2 separate regions of the Homo sapiens genome follow, and region 2 is linked to region 1. A link is a loop called in an ENCODE intact Hi-C map of the cell type or tissue named here. Cell type or tissue: breast epithelium. All regions are shown on one strand. Links, peaks and the distances in the headings refer to the core of each region. The heading gives the core; the rest is flanking DNA.

Evidence for each region. Hi-C counts contacts between places; a loop is a spot of excess contacts. Peaks named below come from ENCODE experiments on the same cell type or tissue, not always from the same donor. Only the 100,000 strongest peaks of a DNase experiment are listed, where the experiment ranks them.
Region 2: it touches region 1 in a loop (7-fold over the local background); 83 of 110 quality-filtered maps call a loop at or near these places.

The regions. Positions count from the first base shown.
Region 1 is chr10:49,516,077-49,523,633 of GRCh38, forward strand. The region is part of intron 5 of ERCC6 (ERCC excision repair 6, chromatin remodeling factor); the gene reads right to left. PGBD3 (piggyBac transposable element derived 3) reads right to left here. Exons shown (of 2, transcript NM_170753.3): 2 at 1-1,045. The coding sequence starts at 1,038. Among named protein-coding and RNA genes, the nearest start is that of PGBD3, 4.4 kb to the right of the region's middle. In breast epithelium, for the core only: a CTCF peak has its summit at 3,107 (motif pointing left); no DNase peak of the experiment used is centred there.
Region 2 is chr10:49,394,218-49,401,774 of GRCh38, forward strand. DRGX (dorsal root ganglia homeobox) reads right to left here and starts at 1,872. Exons shown (of 7, transcript NM_001276451.2): 1 at 1,718-1,872; 2 at 1,190-1,304. The coding sequence starts at 1,223. RefSeq lists a silencer at 3,887-4,046. In breast epithelium, for the core only: no CTCF peak of the experiment used is centred there; a DNase peak (open chromatin) is centred at 3,902; H3K4me3 peaks cover 1,563 bases; H3K27me3 peaks cover 4,844 bases.

The sequences.
Region 1 (7,557 bases), core at 1,099-6,098:
TTGTCCAGGGTGTGCCTCTGTAAGTGCCTCACTAAACTGAAGGACAAGTGACGCACCGACACCATATTCCTCATGTTTAGTATTTGGGTTTTTACCCTGATACGGCTGAAACCAGCAAATGTAGCCCAGACAGGTGGCACCACACCAAAACTTATAGCCAAACCGAATGGGCTTTCCCCGAATAAATTGTTTGCACCCGTGACGACCAAAATAAGGAACCATGAATTCATCAAAGCTGAAATATGTTTCATTTGGAACAAATTTCATGCATCTCTCATTAAGTTTGCTTATGAGAGGTCGCAATTTGGAAAATTTGTCCACTGGATCCAAATTTGCATTGTCAGCAACATGCAAATTAGAAAATATAGTTTCAAACCGGTCACGTCTCATGGCAGCACTAACCAGTACATTATGCACATCTGTTCTTTGTTCCCAAAACATACGCCTTCTAGGAACTGAGACATAACCACTCAGAAAAATAATTCCCAGAAAACATTTGAATTCAGAGCTAGTCAAGCCAAGATGTACACCTTTACTGCAAGCATATAAGTTGGAGTACTTGACAATGAGTTCAATGACCTCGTCATCAAGAAAAAGTTCAAGAATTTCTGTGGGAGTTCTCATTACGGTGAAGAAATCGTTTGGTGGTGCTGTAACTCTACCTGCTACGGGTTGTACAGTTAGGTCGGCTTTTTTCCATTTGCAAAGAATTTTTGTCATTTTCCTCCTCCTTGATGGTGGAGGTTGCTGCACAGTAAACGTAGATGGAACTTCATCAGGAGAGTCATCTTTAGGTGCGTATGAGGGATCATCTGAGTCAGACTCAGCATCAGAGCCATCTTGAATAAGATACGCAGCTGTGTGCAACAAAGAACCTGGCAGATTATTTATTGTTCCACCTTCTTCATCTCCTGATTCCTCATCAGAAACAGGTGCTGTAGCATTTTCAGGTGGTTGTATCACTATAGCACTTGCTTCTATGCTGTCATCTGTCTCTAAAAGGTCAGTTATTTCATGTAAACTTAGTGTTCGAGGCATCTTGGGACTAAAACGGAAAAAAGGTATTATTAGTCCTAGTGGTAGTGGTTTTGCCTAGTGTTCCAAAAATGGAACATGAAAAATGTCAAACCCATAACTAATGCAATAATAATACTTTCTGTATTTTCTTTTTACCGCACAATAGCATAACTAGTAGAGAAGTTATTTCTTAAAAATTACTAGTATAGGATGTAGTGCAGTAAAGTTATATGTACCTGTCTTTGGATACTCAAAAATGTTTCTGAAAACTCACATCACTTTTTGACAAGCTCCCAGCATGCCAGTATCTGTAGCAGTAACTAACTCTGTGCACCAAGTGATAACATGTACCCTCAGGAGGCAGACATGTGTGAAAAATCAGACCTTGGCAATGACCTTGAGCAGTAGGGCATGAATAACTCCCACATGCTTAGCGTTCCAATAATGGAACACTAGGCATAAATAGGTTTTAAAAGTGTAACTTTTTCTTTCAACTTATAGATTCCTAAAAGAAAATGAACACAGTCTTCTTTCTTTTTTTTTTTTCTCTCAGGCTCCAGTGATCCACCCACCTCAGCCTCCTGGGTAGCTGGGACTACAGGCGCACATCACCACACCCAGCTAACTTTTTCTATTTTTGGGGTTTCACCATGTTGCCCAGGCTGGTCTCGAACTCTTGAGCTCAAGCAATCCTCCTGCCTTGGCCTCCTAAAGTGCTGGGATTACAGGTATGAGCCATTGTGCCCGGCCAGGCTTATTTCTTGAGAAAAATGAACTCTCAGAGATGTTAAGAACATTCTTAAAATAATTGTATTTAGGTTTCTGGATAAAATCTCAAACTTTTACTAAATTCAGATTTTGGGAGAGTTTTGTTTTTTCTCTTTAATTTGGGCTTTAAAAAAAAGGCACAATCAAATCAACCTCCACATTGTGAGTTGGCCTTTGCCGAAGCACAGCCTAAAATTGCTAAATCCTCATCGGGTGCAAACCAGGATCCAACTGAAGGACAGACAGGACAATCCCAGTGCAAACAGGTGCTAGACAGAAGGGAGAAGTTCCCAGAAGACAATAAAATGGAGACAGGCTGTGAGGTTGGTGGTTCTCAGGGCACTGCCTTTAGAAGCATTTCAGGATAGGAATGGGACATTGGGTTGGAGTTGGCCCCCATCAAGTGGAGGGAGAAACCAGGCACTGAAACAATGCTTGTCCGAGTCTGCTGCAGCAAACCAAGCTGCGAGATCACTCTCATGTGTCCCACACCACCTTCAGACCCCTTCTCCTTCTCCAAGCCCTTCCACTGACTGCTGCCTTGAGCAAATGACTTCATCTCTCTGGGCTCAAAGTCCTATCTCCTGGGTGGCTGTAAGGATTAAACGAATTAACCTATATAACAAGAAGAACCACAAGAACCACTAAGTCGTACGCATTCAAACATGTCAGCCATCATTGTTCTTGTGCACCACTCCCGCCCCTGCCCCCACCTCCACTTGATGCCACCTTTGCTCAGGCCCTAAAGGCTGCAACGTTCCAAATCCACAAGACTCTCTTCATAACAGTCATTCTACTTGGCTTGACCCCTAGCATCTGAAATGCTGACAGCTCCCTCCTCAGAACAGTGGATGTGCACAACCCAACCCTCCCAAGCCAGGGTTCAATGGGGCCCTGGCCACAGAGGCCCAGTGCTCAGGGGAAGGACAATGAAGAGTATTATCTTCGCAGGAGATTATGTCTCACAGACTATTAGAAGACATTCTGTAAGACTTACACAATGAATGGAATCTTTATCACCCCTTTACATCTCAGAGTTACTCATGTAAAAAAGGTAAAAAATAGGGCACAAGAAAAACCTTTAGGATCAAAAATTTATTAAAAACCAATTATATCAACAGGCATCAAGTCTACAGATTCAGGTTACACCAGACCATGAAGTAAATTCTGTCCCCATCCACACCATACTTGCCAGGTCTTCTAGACTCCTGAGCCATCTCCCTATATCCTCATCCAAATTCCCAGATTACAGGCTTAGGTTTTTGGTTTGGTTTTCAGTCCAATGGAGGTGGGGGCAGCTATGTGTTGATTTTTGGCACCACCCTGTGGTCATACCTAAATATTGCACCTTCTACTCAATCCCACAAAGGGAAGGAAACATGTATGTAGAGGGCCCAGCCGACTTCAAATCTCAGCTCTACTTCACAGTAAAACTGTGGGCAAGCCAATTAACTGGAGGGGCCGTGATTATAACCATGTAAAGATGTGTATTCACAGAACCAAAGACTGGAATGACATGTAGAAAATAAAAACATAAAAGAGGTCATTTTTTCATCTTAATATTGTTGTCATACTTTTACAATAAAAATAGGGACTCATCAGAAGTGCTGAAAGGTGGCGAGGGAGCCTTCAAACCATGCAGAGGAACCAACTCAAATCCACTTCAGGCTATGCATTTAGCAGCTTAGCCCAATGCACCAGGTCATCTGAGGAGACTCAGGCACCGCCTACTGAAGAGTCCGTTTCTGAACTCCCCACTATGTTTCCCTGATCGGGGTGGGCATGGGTCGGGGATTTATCCCAGAGGCAATTATTTGCTGAGTGTGGGCCATAGTAAAGAAAAAAGCATTACATTCTCAAGCCTCAACATCCTTACCAACAATGCTTCCCAACTGCCTCAAAGCTCTCCTAAATGAGAACATAGTTCTTTCTGAGCAAGGTCCTGTGGACCATGAAGAATGTCACCAAGCTCCCCTCAGAGTCAGCGGGAGCTCAGCCAAAGCACAAGTGCAGTGCCCAGCTCCTCCCACTCTGCACCTGCTGCCTCAGACTCCCCACGCTGAGCCCAGGCCCCTACCCTCTGAAGGTGTTTCCCATGTGATTCTGACACACACACCCCACAAGAACCAGATGATCTATGACATACAGCATTTAGCTAAGGCTCCCTGCCAGGCCCTCCCCTGTGTACATACAACTGTGCAGGGCACATAAAAGAGGATTTTTGAGAAACTGATATACAAACTGCATCAGCCAAAAGCTGCAGCCCCAAAAAAGAGAAATACATAAGACTGACTTATTTCCATCCCTAGCTCCCAAACCTGACAGTGATCAGAGCCATCTGGGAACATTTTTTAAAAGTCCTGCCCGGTGACCCCACGCTACACTTCCTAAGTCAGCGTCTCCAGTGTTAGGGGCTCCCAGTGACACTGCATAATCAGTCTGTGGGTGGGGAAGCTTTGCTCTCGTCTGTGCTCGTTGCCCTCACTGTAGTCTGCGAGGGCAGCAACTTAAATAGTAACTGCCGATACATGAAAATAGAGTAAGAACTTGGGGGAATGAGTTTAAGTCAAATGATAAACACTAACCCTAGTCCTGCCAGCAAGAAGAGACAAAAACATATCTGGAAATGCATTTTCTCACTCAGGATGCAACCCATCTATGCCCTGCAGCCTGACCAAGCAGTGCTGACCACTGCTGGACAAAGAGGCAGGAGTCAGTGACATCTGTTTTATTATGTCAAGGCTGGCAAATACCTAGCATGAATGTTGCTAGTTCCCCACTGTGCCTATGATAGACATCACTAAGGAACTGCACACTCTTCCCAATCCACCCAAACAGGGCCTCGGAGCCCCCTGAATAGACTACCACTCCCCAGAAATCAGAGCTGGCTGGAAAGTGAAGCCCACCTGCCCTCCCTGTCCTCAGCCTCTCTGCACATTGTGGCATCACACCAACCTCCAAGGCAATCCAAATGAGAACCCTGAGGAAATAATGTGCCTCCAAAGCAAAGCAAATTCCTTCCCTTCTCAATGATGCACCTGGAGTTTAGGGGCAAATGCGTAACATTGTTAATTTGGATAAGGGTCATATTAATATATCTGAGCCACCCAACAAGACAAGGCCCTGCACTGGATGAACTTCCCCAACAGTCTCTCCCAAATGCCTCAGTCTGAATTCATTATTCCCTTCACACTTGGTTAGGTCCTATTTGTGCCCAAGTCTATTAACAGACTGCAAATTTTTTGCCAGAAACCCTTGAAGCCAGTCCAAGGATGCAGACATGCATTGTTGACATGAAAGCAAAGATAAAGCTATGGAGGCTTACCTCGAATATGGCAACTGGGAAGTGAATCAATAACATGGAGGTAACAAGGACTGGGGACAAGCGACCTGATCTTTATCACCCTGAAGGGGAAAGGTTCACATGAAATGTTTGGTCTTCTGGGCCACACAGGGCTGTCTTGGCTGCACAGCCTGTACTAGGTAAGCAGCATGTAGGTGCTCACCGGGAACCCACATCACTCAAACACTGAAGGTGTGTTAGTCCTAATCTTTATTTGGCACCCGGAGCTCCCAGGCCCACAATGTGCAAAGCAGTAGTATATTTTAAGAAAGCACTAGACCTCACAACCAACAGCCATAAGCAAATGGAAACCGTGGTAGCACAAAGTAAAATGAAAAAATAATGTATGTTTTACAAGACCTGTATACCACTGACCATAGAACCGACAGAACATTTACTTCTAAGCAGTGGCTCATCCATCCTGTATGACATGAAAGGGTATGAAAACCAGGGAACCCACTGAGGAGTCAGCCTCCAGATACAGTTCAGTGCAGAGGAGGAGGCAGGAGAAACACATGAGAAGGGGGAATACACGGTTTGAAAAATGGTTAAAACTTCAAAGACTGAGCTGAGGGCTTGAGCCAAATGAAGGAAAGCAGGATCCAAAGGGCGACTGCCCAGTTCCATTAAAAAAGCTATGGAAAGGGCTTGACGGAAAATTCCTAGTAAGTATCAGCTAAAACAAAGGCACCTAGTTAGGGTGAACCTAGTGCCAGTGAAAGGCCGATGGCTCTCAAGCTGAGAGAATAAAGAGGATGAGATATCCAGAAGTCACCCACTCTCACTTCCTAGAGTTGAAAAGAGCATTATAATTAACAGGCTATACCCTCAGTAAAAGGTGTTAAGTTCAGCAAAGGGTGCCTACCCTGGGAACTACTCCTAAATTCTAACCACTAAAAAAAAACTAATTTTCTATGTTGTAAACTCTATGACTTTATTCTAATCATCCATCGTCAAACCACTGCTAAGACAAGCAACCCTAAAGGTCTTTCTGTTTCTCAAGGGAATAGCATTACCATTTCAATTAGTCTACAAAGATCAGCAATGAGTAACAAAATATAGAGAGACTGGCAGTTCTAATATGCTTCTCAATCCTGAGCATTTTATTTTCTTTCATCCCCCAAACCAAACAGCACCAAAGGAGATGTAATAACAAATATTTCAATGTGGATATCTGCAGTTTAACAGCCTTAATAACTGTAGCTATAAAATGTTAAGAGCTATCGTATTTTGGTGGCAATTAAGAGTTATTGATATTTCTGAAATTCATTTGAGATTTCACTGTAGCTTTAGCAAAATATTGGCTCTGGAAATAATAAATTGTTTTACAATCTTAACATTATTAAGAAAAACTTATTGCCATCAAATTAACTAAACCCACATTTAAAATTCAATCAAAATAAATTGCTCTTGATCAAAATACTGATATATTTTAAACATATTTAATATTGACCCAATTTAATTGGAAAAATATATATTGCTCCATTTATAATCAATATGTTGAGATTAACACTTTTATTAATTCCTTGCAGTAGTTAAGAAAAAGTCTGACACCGCTCACTGTTCAAGAGTACTGGGCAACATTCCTCAAACAACTTCACAGGTAATAAACGTGCACAGAAACGAAAGCTGTGCTGAGGGATGACAAATATAAGCCAGCCCTCATCTGTGCATTACTACATAAGGTGCTACTAGAATGTGAGTGCCGCAACTCTAAAGAACAGGATTTAAGTCACAGGTCCTCAAATTACTGTTTAAAAGAATTGACACATCTATTTCGGAAAGGTTATGGAATGTCTGTAGTGTCTGGACGGGGGTTAATGAGCAGTTCTAAGTAACAAGAAAAAACACCAGGTCAACCTTCACTCACAAAGGCCAATAAATACAACAAACTAGGTCTCTTCACCTTGAGAAATAAGAAAAAACTGTTGAGGATTGGGAAAAAGCCATCCCACTATCAAGTATTTTAAAAGTAATAAGGTTCCTTTTTCCCTTTGACTTCCTTAGAGCTAAGTGAGCTCTAAGTCAAGGAGACTTGAAATGCGCGGCAGTAGCACAGTGTTCAGTGGGCCACCATGGGGAGGCCTGCAATACAGATTATTTTTCCTGGCTCTCAGAAAACGTGTGGCAATATGCAATTCAGACTTCATGTTTCACATGTTCACCTTCCCTTTTATGGTGCTTGCTTTATACAATGACAATGTCATGGAGCTAAAAGCCAAAGTCAGTCTCTAACATAAAAAACAACAGTGAAAAGAAAGGTATGCTGTGCATACAAAGTACACTTTTTGCATGATGGTGGCTTATAATTATGCAGATGACTATTTTCTCAAGACAAAGGAAGGATTTACAAAAGCAAGCTTATTCTTTCTATGCCAAAGCTTAAGTTTCAGCTCTTTTTTGAAGAAAAGTTCTCTAAAATTACTTTC
Region 2 (7,557 bases), core at 1,223-6,222, 120 kb before region 1:
ACACTGGTCCTCATTAGCCTCCTTTAGAAAATCCTATTGGACTCTTAAGAGCTTTTATGAGAAAAACAAAAACAAACTTTCTGAGGCTCAGCCACTGCTCAGGGCAGCCTGCAGCAAGACTGACAAGCATCACCTGAAGTCTCAGGTCTCCTAGCGCCTCACAACATATACCCTGCCCCTTGTCTCCCACAACTACTTGGCTTCCCAAATTCTCCCACCACAATAATAAATCAAACGAGTAGGTTGCCAAATGCCAGTCCGACGGTTACAAAAGTCCCAATACCCCAGTGCTGAGACTGCTGCTCTGCAGAAGGCCCCATTAAAGCCCACAGTGTGGCATTGGCTCACCTGATGGCTACTAATTGGCCCCCTGATGTGAAGACCCCATCCTTGGATCCCTCGGGTCCTGAGCAGGGGCATGCTGAGGTCCCAACTGTCCCCTTCTCACCAACCCACGCCCCCACTAACAACTGGGTGCAGAAGCCAGACTGGGGATCCTGAGGGGAAATTTCTTCTCAGGCCTGGAGACACTCAAAGATGGAAATTCTGGCCTGGGGAGTGGGGAGTGGTCGACATTTAGGGTTAGTGAGTCACAGAGAAGGAGCCATGCTAGGTCAGTCCGGGCAGGTGGTGGGCAGGGCCACCTGGTTCCAGGGACGGCCAGGAGGCCGGGAAGGGAATTGAGCTGCCCAGAATCCAGGGCGGAAGAGGCCCCTGCAGTGTTCTCGCCAGCGGCCCCAGTGAGAGCAGCCCAGCGACGGGCCCTTGTAGGCTCGTGCAGCTCGTGATCTGGGCCAGGACGCGGCGGGTCCACTCGCCTTTGCTTTCTGGGATGTTTGCAGAAGCACCGTGAAAGATTGATGCGGCCCCCTGGGTTGCGGAGCCCCAATTAGAGGCGTGACACCAGCATCTGTGCTGGGAGGATTCGGCCGGTCCCCGCGGCACGCCTAGCCCGGGGCGTCCTGGCCCAGGCGGGGAGGGAGCTGGGAGGCAGGTGGCGACGGGGCGGGGAGCTGGAGCGGGCCTGGAGTGGGGTGTAGGGAGGGGTCCAGGGAGGCCCCTACTCACCGGCAGGCGGCTGCGCCCCCCGCAGGGCGGGGACCCAGCCACCCACCAGCCCTGCTGCCGCTCCGGCCCTTTCTGGCCGGCTCTGGCTTCATGGAGACCCTGGGGCGCAGCGCTTACTTACCCTCTAGCTGTGGCGGGCAGTGGAAATAAAACATCGCCGGCTGTCAGATCGGCTGGACGGCCGAGACCTGGGAGGGTGGCAGCAGAACGGACCCGCGCGCGTTGCTCCTGCCTGGCTGCAAAGCAAACAGCGATAGAGCTTCAAGTCTCCCTCTGCCAGCGCTCCCGCCCAGCCCTAGGGCGCACCCGGCGCTCCCCTCCTGGAAAGTCCCTCCCAACGCCCTCATCTCACTGCGGGGGACAGGAGGGAAGGCGGCAGCCCCGTCGCAAGCAGCAACCCCACAGGGCAGTCCTTCGGGTGTGTCCACCTCCCGGACGGCCGTGCCCTCACCCTGGCCCCAGCACCAAACCCCGCAGCGTAGTTTCTGGCTCTCTGGGGTCCCAGCCAGAAGCCCTGCACCCGGGCCACCGCAGCCAGGTCCGGCTAGCGCGCAAGGCCATCTGCGAGCTGCAGCTCAGGCCAGGAAGGCAGCCGAGCCCCAAGGCCCGGCGCTCGGGGCCCGGCGAGTGGGTCAGGAGCCGAGCATACCTCGGCGGGCGGCGGTCGAGGAGGTCGGAGCGTGACCGCCTCCGATCCGCAAGCCCTGCTCGGCTGGCGGCGGGCGGGGCTCGGCGCGGCTGGCGCCCGCAGGACCAAAGAAGTGACTCGGGAAGTGGCCAGATGTCTTGCTGTCTGTCTGCAGCGCGCGCCGCCGCTCAGCACTCGCCTTTATAATCTCACGCATAATTGGCCTTAATCTGATTATTTCCAGCGCTGTCTACAGCGAGTAACTTGGATAGGTCTATTGGGCCTTACAAATGGCCCACGTGGTGTTAAAAAAAAAATCCGTCATTTCTCAGCAAACATCAGGAATGCTTTTTCCTCTTTTAAAAGAGAACGATACAACCACCACCACCATCACCCCCAAAAACATACATTTTCCGAAAACACACTAGGCCCCACCCCCCACCTCATGTCCCCTCAGAGGCAAACCTTTCTCCGAGAGAGCCTGGTTTGGGCTGCCCTTATCAAAGGCCTGGTGACTCCCGGGCTGCAAATTGGCAAAGCGCTGCTAATTGTCGCCGCCGGATGGGTTTTGGGGGGACTCTTTGCACACGGCTTCCCTTTCCAAACGATCGTACAAAAGGAAAGTTTGATTTTGTTCTCAGCAAGGGGTCCCTGAATTTATGTTCGCTTCTCGATGCAAATGATATGCGGTGGGACCCTTTGCAATTACTTTTAAAATGCATCCGAGGCAGACACTCAACGGAGAGAGACCGCCCTTCTCTCTGCCTGGGTGAAAATTAAACTCTAAAGTACCGGGCTGAAATTTTCAAGTCAGGGGCGCGGGATTGGATCAAATCACATAAACTGCAAAAAAAGCAAGTCTAATGGCGCATAATTGGTTCTGTAATAGCATTACACCAGGATAATAGCCCGTTACGGCCCCCTGCACTATTAAGTGCTTCCCTGGCGGAAAGCCTTTATGATATTAAAGGGGGAATATAATGATATTTTGGTTATTAAATGCGTGTAATTAATTTATGCACCACTGAAAATAAAGTTGGTATTATGACCCACTCAAGATGCATCAGAAGATGCAAGTCAGACAACTGTTGATAAGTTCTGGTGTCTGTGCTCCGTCTAGACTGCTGATTTTATTTTGGGACGATGGCTTCTTGGACAGACTACATAAATTGAATATTTTATAAACATTCTAATGCTGCGTTAGGGAGCCTTGGCGAGGTGGTGGGTCGGGTCCCTGCACGGCCCGGGATACAGCCTTGATCTTAAAGACGCAGCGCTTTGGAAACAAAAGGCCTGGCAGGCCCGCCGCTGGACACCAGCGCTGGGCAAGGAGCATCGAGCTGCAGGACAGAGCGCTGGGTCCCGGCCGCCGTTGACGCCCCTCCGAAAACAGCCGGGAGGAAGACCAGTCCCGCTCCGGTCGAGGCAAGTCAGGATCTATTCCAGTGAAGCGGCCCTTCCTGGGCTCAGTCGCTCCAGAGCAGAGTCTGCTCTGCCTCGGGGAAAGAATCACAGGAAACTTCCGCTCGTTTCAGAGCGGAGAGAGCTCGGGGCGCCATTTCCGCCAGGGCCACCGACTCCGAGAGTCCAGGCAGCCGGCCCGGGAGGAGCGGCTAGCAGGTCCCGAAGGCGGGTGAGGTGGCAGGCAGGGGCCGGCAGGGCAGCCGAGGGCCTTTCCTACGTCATGCCAAGAGGGCTGGGAGCCCCTAGAGCTGATCCTCCCTTAGCCCAGGTCAAGAGACTGGCTCGCGCGCGCTGTCTCTCTCCCTGTCTCCCTCAGAGGGCCCCTGCTCTCTGGAGCTCTTGACAAGAGCCCGAGGCTCCTCTTGCCGCCTAGGTCTGCCGAAAGTCCCCTCGGGTTCCCTCCTGCCCTAGGCAGCAGTTCCCTGCCTGTGCGCTTTGGGAACCCGGTGGCCGTGAAGTGAGGTGCGGACAGCTTCTGGGCCGCCTCGGCCAAGATGCTCAGGCGCACCTGGGGGTGTGTGCGGGAACCCTCAGCGGCAGCAGCCCAGCCCGGGGTGCAGTGTTGGCCCCAGAAACCAATGAGGTCCAAACGCCAGTCTCAGTTCCCCATCCCTGACATCGACCGAGGCAAGTTCCTATTAAGGCCCAGAGATGACCCCGGGACGAGACAGGCTCATCCGGCGCGGATGAGACAGGCTCAGACCTGCGCGGTCTGAGGACGGCGCGCTCGCCGAGCAACCCGGCAGGTCAGAACCCTGGACAGCGGCGCCGGTTTCCGCACCCCCACCCACCCCCGGCTGCTGCGGAGAAAGAAGCCGTACCGGGGGCCCAGCCGGGGCCCCTCGCTGCTCAGGGGTGGGATCCGCCCGGCCGGACCCCAGGCGTCCGGGGACCGACCCCAATCCTCTCCCAGTCCAAACCTGCGAAAGTTACTCCGGACATGCGCTCAGCGCTGGCAACAGAGACAAAACTCCCTTCTCCGCAGTACCACGCGCCGCTCCTACCCGGCCGCTGCAGCCGGAAACCATCTCGCGGCCCCCGAGGAGAGTCCGGCCGCCTCACTGACTAGATAACCAGCCGAGCTCCCTCAACACACCCACCTCGCGGGGGCTCTAAGCCGGCTTGGGACCCTCGGCCTCGCCTCGCCCGGCGCTCCTCTCCCGGAGCCGCTAGGCTGGGCTCCTTCCCGTTGGCAAAACAGCGAGTAAACAAACAACCAAACAACCTTAGAAACGAAAGGCTGCACCAAACTTTGATGACGCCAGCCCCCTTTTTTTCCGAATGTCTCGACACCCGGGAGAAGGTGACTAATAGGTGTTCGCTACGGTCCCCCTCCCCCTAAAAAAGGGCGTTAGTAACGAAAAGGTTATTTTTCCTTAATTTTTGTGCGGTAAAATGTATTTTCCAATTAACCAAATTCGCCGATCTGTCTCGCTTGGACACTCTGATAATTTACAACCTAAAAGTGTACTTTCTTTATCTAAAGACCAAGGTGACTGCTTTTAATTTTCTCTAACCTCTTTACACTTGATGTTCACCAGACTCATAATGTTAATTGGCTTCATATACGGATCATCAGTTTAATGAAGAAATAAATCCTGTGTTGCTTTATGTTTTAACAGTGATTGCTTTAATGAGGAATGTGACGTGTTCCAAAATCAAAGCTGCAGGAGACATTAGAGGGGCTTCCACTAGGACAGAAATGCTTATTTAAAGTTAAAACCGCGGGGTCATATTTCAGCAGATTCACAGTCCTCCCCACCCCCTCCCCCGCTCCCCGCCCTCACCTAGCCTGCCTCCCGCCTCTGTAGGGAGACAATCCTGGGTCCTCAGTGCCCCTTCTCTCCGCATCTCATACCCGCAGCCACAGCATCTGCATTCCCGAGAATCATTTCCTGGTTGCTACATAGGGTGTGCTACTTTGCCTCCTGTCCCATAGGGAAGAGAGAAGCCAGCTCAGGGTGGGGAGTTCAACTTTCAAAGTTGTTCATGTTTTTAAAAATAAAATGGGAAGACAGTAACACGCCTGAAGACTGGCGTGCAGATGTTGTTACAGATGCAGCTCCCCCAGAGCCGCATGTCTTAGTGCTGAAAATTCGAGGCTTGGCTCCCAAAGGCTGACAGCTCCAGCTCAGGCCCAGTGAGTGGGCTGCTGACCCCCCAGGTTCTAGCCACTGCAACTGTCTGCAGGGATGCGCTAGGCTTCTGCCCAGGTGATGGAAGTTTTACATCTCTATATCAATTAATAGCAGAGTAAATCTGCTTTCTCTAATGGGTGTTTGATTTTTCTAATTTTAAGCTGGTTCTATGAAAGGAAAACTGTCATCTCAGAAACACTAAGAGCAGCAATAAAAAGCTGGAAATGCGAGCATCTATCTAAGCCCTCAATTGTTTTCAGTTGAATTATGAATCATTTTAAATTGATTCCTGAAAAGAATTCCAAATCCTTAGAAAATGTAGGGGTTTGAAGGCTCCGAGTTGGGTCTTAAATACCATACATAGTATTCATTTCTTACTGTTTGCCTTGTTTTAGGAAAATTGGGAAAATATTTGGAGACACCTCTGTCCTCATCTTTTGAGCCCAAATACAAAAATATGTGTTGGATTTGACATCTTAATTGTGCTCAGAAAGGATTTTCACAACCTCCCTTTTAAAACTTTCCTTAGCAGAAATGACTTCAGTACACATGGCTTAAACCCATAGCAAGAGGGTAAAGCAGGTAAAATACTTAAATTATCAGGGAGGAAAAAACCACACTGAATTCCTAATTATATGTTTTGGAAGGGCCCAGGTTTGATATTTTTACAAATGTTTTAAAGGCTCTCTAGCATAATCCCCGGTGGATATATCTCAGTGTGAATATGGCGTATTCTCTACTTGTCGGCAAATCTATCGTTATATTGTAGTTTTGGAAATTGCCAAAAAAGTTAGCTTAGCTAAGCTAAACATGAGAGAATATGTGAAGGACATAGCAGTTAATGGAAATTCCAGATTTCCCGGGGACTTAGGAACAGAAAATATATATACACAACAAGGGATAGATATGCATTTTATCATCCTGGAAATTCCCTATAATTCACTAGTTTTACTGCCATATAAAACATAGTAGCTGCTCAAATGCAAGCCAACTTCCAATAACTTCACCTGTTCTTGTCCAGTGACCACAGGACAAAGTATATTCCCATGTGGTTCCCAGGGATCTCAGAGCTCAGCTTCAACCTTTGGCCCTGTGTTTGCTGCAGAGCTTGGAGGGTTGCCCATGGCCTCCTAACTCTCACAAGGAAAGAGAGCACAGCCCAGGAGGAAGGCCCACCACCTGCAGAGTCTGTGCCCCTGCCTCCATTCAAGCAGGCTTCGGTCCTCAGGAGACCAGTGAGCTTGAGCAGGTCACTTACTCTCTCAGGACATCCCTCTCTCATTGTGTGACATGGGACAACAATGCCACATCAAGTGCTGGAGGGAGGATTAAAAGACAGTGCCAGCCGTGTGCGGTGGCTCACGGCTGTAATCCCAACACTTAGGGAGGCCGAGGCGGGCAGATCACAAGGTCAAGAGATCGAGACCATCCTGGCCAACATGGTGAAACCCTGTCTCTAATAAAAACACAAAAATTAGCTGGGCATGGTGGCACATGCCTCTAGTCCCAGCTACTCGGGAGGCTGAGGCAGGAGAATCACTTGAACCCAGGAGGCAGAGGTTGCAGTGAGCTGAGATTGCACCACTGCACTCCAGCCTGTCGACAGAGTGAGACTCCGTCTCAAAAAAAAAAAAAAAAAGACAGTGCTAAAAGACTTTTAGGACAGTTAAAACTATTTTAACAGTAGATATACGTCATTTGACGTTTGTCTAAACTCATAGAATGTACAACACCAAGATGAACCCTAATGTAAATGGTGGCCTCTGATGACATGTCAATGCAGGTATACCTACTGTAACAAACGTGCCACTCTGGTGCTAATGTTAACAGTTGGGGAGGCTGGGGGGTGGATATATGGGAACTCGCTGCACTTCCTGCTCAATTCTGCAGTGCATAGAAAACTCCTCTACAAAATAAAGTCTATTTTAAAAGTTAAAAAATTTTAAAGAGGGTGCTGAACACAATGCCCAGCACATAGCAACTGCCCTGTGAACATCAGCTGCAACTGTGGCATTATCATTATCATTATTATTGTCTTGCTGCTAGGGCCACGTTCCTGGAGAGATGATCCTGTGAGCCATTTTGGGAACTTACAGATGGCACCTGAATCTTCTGGTGGTCTCCTAAATGAGCCCTGTTCCTCACCAGGCCAAAGCCACACCACCCTTGGGAGAGCTCCCACTTGCCTGTCTGCCACACTTGCTTCCTTACCGTTTTTTGTTCTTCATACTTAATTGCCTGGTTTGTTGAACTGTACTC